Linked DNA regions of Homo sapiens: region 1 is linked to region 2. Evidence: chromatin contacts called from ENCODE Hi-C or POLR2A ChIA-PET data. All regions are on one chromosome and are shown on one strand. The core of a region is the stretch at or near the end of the contact, and the rest is flanking DNA. Distances in the headings are between cores, read along the strand shown. Region 1 overlaps TRPM3 (transient receptor potential cation channel subfamily M member 3). Region 2 overlaps KLF9-DT (KLF9 divergent transcript).

What was found. A loop is a pair of places that touch in the nucleus more often than their neighbours do. ChIA-PET counts read pairs that join two places held with the same protein, here RNA polymerase II (POLR2A). Pooled maps may share reads with other maps.
Region 1: a loop to region 2 is called in a pooled map, with 9 times the contacts of the local background. The contact joins two enhancer-like sites. A Hi-C loop is called at or near these places in 1 of 168 maps with a recorded cell type or tissue (endothelial cell of hepatic sinusoid) and 6 of 50 pooled maps. POLR2A ChIA-PET finds 5 or more read pairs at or near these places in 5 of 52 experiments (AG04450, OCI-LY7, activated T-cell and 1 more).

Annotation. Positions count from the first base shown.
Region 1 is chr9:70,562,129-70,564,828 of GRCh38, reverse strand. The region is part of intron 22 of TRPM3 (transient receptor potential cation channel subfamily M member 3); the gene reads left to right. Among named protein-coding and RNA genes, the nearest start is that of KLF9, 150 kb to the right of the region's middle. Within about 2 kb of position 1,353, at least 7 of the 41 ENCODE cell types and tissues checked have a DNase peak (open chromatin) inside an H3K27ac peak, as active enhancers do.
Region 2 is chr9:70,466,170-70,468,869 of GRCh38, reverse strand. All of the region lies in intron 3 of KLF9-DT (KLF9 divergent transcript), which reads right to left. LOC105376079 (a long non-coding RNA gene) reads left to right here. Exons shown (of 3, transcript XR_929917.3): 3 at 2,381-2,471. Among named protein-coding and RNA genes, the nearest start is that of KLF9, 53 kb to the right of the region's middle. Within about 2 kb of position 1,414, at least 2 of the 41 ENCODE cell types and tissues checked have a DNase peak (open chromatin) inside an H3K27ac peak, as active enhancers do.

The DNA of each region.
Region 1 (2,700 bases), core at 104-2,603, 96 kb before region 2:
GAATATTAGGAGCCACATTGATCATTTCTGTAGATATCATATAACCCCTCAGGCACAATGCAATGGGAGTCGACAAGAGCCATAGATTATTTCTTTGGAGGTGGTGTAGCCTCATGTCCCCTGATGTGCATTTACACATAGACATGCAGTCTGGCTCACTGGACTGATCCTTCCAGGCACAGAGAGCCCTGATATGAGGTTGCTGGTTCTTTTCCTAAGAAGGCCCCTCTTGAAGAGGGCCCTGGCTCTTCCCTCTTTGAATACTCTAATACCCTAAATATGCATGGGCTTCTGAAAAGTAATACAATTCCATTTTAAACAGAAACAACAAGCATATTCCTTAGTGTGTGGCCTGTAGGCTGAGGTAGTGTGGACTCACAGGGAAAACCTTCCACAGTAAAGGCAATGAGAATGGACTCCAGCTCCCTTCACCTACAGGGGAAGGGGTGCCTCCTCCTGCCCTCATTGCTCAGAAAGGTGTATTGTTGCGTGTCAGGGAGTTGTGATGAATTATAGGTAGGTGGACAGCAACACAAAAATCTGAAAGAGTAACTTATTTTATGTTTTCTCTGAAATTTTTCTGTTGTTTTGGTTTGAAGAAGGAAAGAACTTATCTAATCCTATTTCGTATATGCAAATATCAAAAGGAAGGTGTAATGATGATGATGAGGCAAGCCCTGAGTAAAACTGAGTTAAACACAATTATTTCCATTCTTCTAACCCTTCCCAGAGCTTCCCTCTCCCTTCTCACAGCCCCTCCCTTCTCTGATGAAACTACTAGGCAAGGAAACTGATTCCTTCTGAAGTCTTAGCGACTATGTTCTCAACCAGAGAAAAATGTTGATTGTAAGAAAACAAAACTACACAGAGTAGGTTCAATAAAGACTGACTGTAAGTGCCTAAGAGAAAACCACAGAGGCATTCAAAGACAGGAAGCAGAGCACGACATGCGTGAGCTGACTGGGAACAAAACCAGAAGTGGTTTTGTAAAGTCAGAATCAGAAGACATGACCACACTCATCTGCTTTTCTCTATACTTCTCTCCTGCCTCAATCAATAATCAATCAATCATTTCTCTCTTTCTCTCTTGCTCTCTCTCCCATTTCCTTTCTCCCTTCCTCCACCATCCCTCTCTCATATGGCTTGCTTTACATGACCCAGTGAGGTCAGGCTCTATATGTTCTTTAAGTACATGCCATCATCTAACTTAAGTCTCTGCACTTCTGTTTTATTTCTAAACACAAAGAGTCTGATTAGTCACTGGCCATTCAATGAACTCACTCCTTCTTGGTCAATGGTGGAATCTGCTCCAATCATCTGTAGCCTGAATTGGGTGAAAGGAGAAGTGAAGAAATGAGGAAAGGACTTTGTCAGCCTGAAGGACGTAGGGCTACCTCTTCCAGCTGTGAGCAGGGCAAGGGAAATTTAGCTTGTTTATCAGGTATCTATCAACACAAAAATGATACAGGAAAAACCACCCTAGAATTCAGAACTTAACGCCATAAGCACGTATTGAGCTCAGAAGACTGAGAGTTGGCTGCATGGTTCTTCTGGTCTGGGCTGGGCTCAATCACCTGCCAGGAGGTCAGCGGGCTATCACCTCCTCCAGAACAGCCTCAGCTCAGAAAACAAGCACCTAGAAGCAAAGGTTCCCTGTGTTTCATTCTCCAACAGGCTAGCTCATGCATGTCTCTTATGGTAATGGCGGAAGCCAAAAAGTGGAAACAGAAACATTAAGGGCTTTTCCAAGGTTCTGTGTGGGTCACATTTGCTAACATTCCATTCACCAAAGCAAACCACATGGCCAAACTCAGAATCAAGAGGTGAAGAAAGAGATCCCACCTGTTTAGTGATAGAAACTCTAACATCACATGACAAAGCAGTGTGGATCCAGGGAGGGGAGAGAAATTGGGGCTGTTAATGCAATCGATCTCCTAATCATGACAGCAAACCCACTGGCGTGTACAATAGGCTAGTTTAGATATATATTCTTCCAAGGCAAGATTTGCATAAAATATTTCTGATATTAATTCCTGATGCAAAATAATGAAATACTAAGGTTAGAATTTTGAAGCCCTCTTCAAATAAATAATTTTTGTTTCCAGGTAAAGCTAGATATATAGGATAGGAAGAACATGGAACCAAGTAACAGGGAATTGAATTCTCCCCACTTCTCCCCCAGGACGCTCTTCCCCCCATACCTCCCCCCTGCCCAACACACACACAACATACCTAGATTTGCGACATCCTGCTAATTTACTGGATTAAAAAATGAGACATTGAGCTTAATAGTGGGTTCTGAATAGCTCAAAGCTGAAACTGTGTGCACATAGCAGATAGACCAGAAGCCAAGATGGCCCTGAAGAGTTGGAGGCTATATCATTGGTCCCTTTTTTTCCCCAGGTAGGGGCTGAATTCCATTTAATGCAGTGGGAGCTAGTTTGCTTTTCTACCAGGAATAAAAAGATTAAGGTTCTACAAGTGGCCTACAGTTGGCTCCTGGGATAGATGATTCAGTTTGGGGCAAATTCAAGTCTTTTGCTCCTTTTCCTGGAATCGTGGAGTGACAAAATATCAGGAATAGATGGAGTTTAGAGATAATCTAATCCAGCATTTCCCAAACTTCAGTCAACCACATACCCCCATTCACTAGTTTATAACCTTTGTTCTACTCTTAAATATTTTTTGTTAAATTGGCTC
Region 2 (2,700 bases), core at 165-2,664:
CACAGTCAATACATATCCACTAACTTCCCTGGGATAGGCAAGGTGAGAACCAGACAAGAGTCGTATGGGGCCCTCCCCTGAAGAAATTTGTCTGGTAAATGCTTGATGACTTAAATAGAAAGTTTTAGAGATCAGTTCTGGTTTATCAAAATTCCATAGTACTTTATCTGTCCCATTCTTAGGAAGCAGCTTCTCCGAAGCTTGAAGCTGACATCCCTTACCAGAGATGCCAGGCAATTGTGAAGGGCTCACTCCTGTGTCCCTCATAGCACCCAATAGAGTGCCAAGGACACAGTGCATACTCAATATAGATTGTGCACTCTAGTGAGAGTGTACTTCTACAAAACTAAGAGGAACCGATGTAGCACACCCCCAACCTGTACTTAATATGCAGTGAATTTCAGGCAGAGGAAGGAGGGTGGTGCTCCAGGCCACACAGCCAGCAATGTGGTCAGAAAAAGGACCCTGGTCCTTAACTTCTTGCTTTCCATATACTCTCTTTCCAAGGAAATTAGATCCCAAGTTGGAAGAGGGATTTGATTCAAAGAACTAACCGTGAGGACAGTAGAAATGTGAAAACAGTCTCATCCTTGTCTCTTTTGACATTGAATTTTTTTTTTTTGAGACAGTCTTGCTGTATTGCCCAGGCTGGAGTGCAGTGGCATGATCATAGCTCACAGCAGCCTCGACCTCCTGGGCTCAAGCAATCCTCCTGCCTCATTCAGCTTCCTGAGTAGCTGGGACTATAAGTGTGCACCAACACGCCCAGCTAATTTTTGTACTTTTTGTAGAGACAGGGGTCACACTATGTTGCCCAGGCTGGTCTTGAACTTCAGGTCTCAAACAATCCTCCTGCCTTGGCCTCCATTATTTACAAAACACTGTGCTTAAATTGTGGTTAGGCAGGGACATGTATGGAGAAGGTTTTGTGTTCACCGCAACCCTGTGATAGAAAGATCTGACTTAAGATTCTTAAATTGTGTTTCTTAAGTGCTCGGATTATAGGTGTGAGCCACCATGCCCAGCCTCTGCCCGCTCTTCTAGCTCTTTGTTCCTGAAGTCTCCTTCCCCATCTATGGTGTTAGTCAAGCAGAAGATGCTGGCAGAAAGGTCTGCAGCTGCTGCAGCCAAACAGCAGCAGCAAAGGCTAACCTCCCATGGAGGGAAGGGAACAGCAACTGTCAGGGAGTGCATGGCAGTCCTCAAGGCAGGCACAAGAAGAAAATGGGATTTGTCCAGTGCAAACTGTGTAACGGCTGAGCCAAGGAAATGCAGTCTGTTTCTTCCTGGCCTGTTCAACCAGATCAGCCCCGACTCCTACTCAAGTACTAGACTTCAGCTGTTGAGATTTGAAGAAGTCCCTTTTCCACCCAAGCTTGGAACCAATTGAGACAGTCACAAGAGTCAGGCAGATGGAGATGAAACACCACCCGTATTACTCATAAAGGCTGGGTGGGGAGATAGGCCGTAGGTGTGCAGCGAGATTGAGCTTTCTAATACTAAATCCCAGAATCAGACAGACTCACCCACCCAGTCACAGGCAGCTCTGGAGGCCTGCAGGCCCCCAGCAGAGGCAAAGGTAAGTGGTACTGGAGCAGAGCAGGATAGGGGCTCTCTGCTGGCTGGCCAGGCCCATGAGAGGGAGGAATTGAGCCACACAACTCACTTCCCTCTACAAAACTCATCATTCTATTAAGTCACCCATCTTCTCCTGGGAGGGGTGAGTCAAAGGATACGGAAAGTCCAGAATATTACTGTAATAGAAGGCCCTGCTACATGGAAGCAACATCATGAGTGGTAAGCAAGCCCTCCCCCAACATGAGTCAAGACAAACCAAGCTGCATGTAACAGCGGAGGTTGTCTGAAAGGCTCAGGAAATAATGTTCTTTACTGGGCACAGTGGCTCATGCCTGGAATCCCAGCACTTTGGGAGTCTGAGGTGGGAGGATGGCTTGCATCCAGGAGTTCAAGACCAGCCTGGGCAATGTGGCAAGACTCCATCTTGCCCGTAATCTCAACACTTTGGGAGGCTAAGGTGGGCAGATCACTTCAGATCAGGAGTTCAAGACCAGCATAGCCAAACATGGTAAAACTCTGTCTCTAATAGAAATACAAAAATTAGCCTGGCGTCATGGTGCACTCCTGTAATCCCAGCTACTCAGGAGGCTGAGGTGCCAGAATCACTTGAACCTGGGAGGTAGTGGTTGCAGTGAGCAGAGATCACACCACTGCTCTCCAGCCTGGGTGACAGAGCGAGACTCTGGCTCAAAAAAAAAAAGAAAGAAAGAAAAAAATAAAACGATGCTCTTCTTTTTCCCCGATCTTCTTCCTCTTCCCACGAACCGTGCTCCTGACTTTCTGGTACTCACTCTCCTTACAGCTGCCCCTCTGTAGTTTGGGTCATGGCACTCTTGCATGAAGGAAAGGAGTAACAACTAAACCGGAGATTTTTACTTCAGTGATGGTTGAAGCGGCACATTCCACAAGGTAGAGAATGAAGAAGTGATACAGGAGCAGGGGCAGGGAAGTGCTGGGAGGAGAAGGGTGGGGTCCCTGGCGAGGGAGCCACCCTCGGGTCTGTGCCCACGGACCTAGGTGAGGACAGGCACTCCTGTTTTCACACCCAAATGTTGCATTTTCCAAGATGACCCTGGCCCGCCATGCCCCCATTCTGTGCCTATAAAAACCCCCGAAACCCTA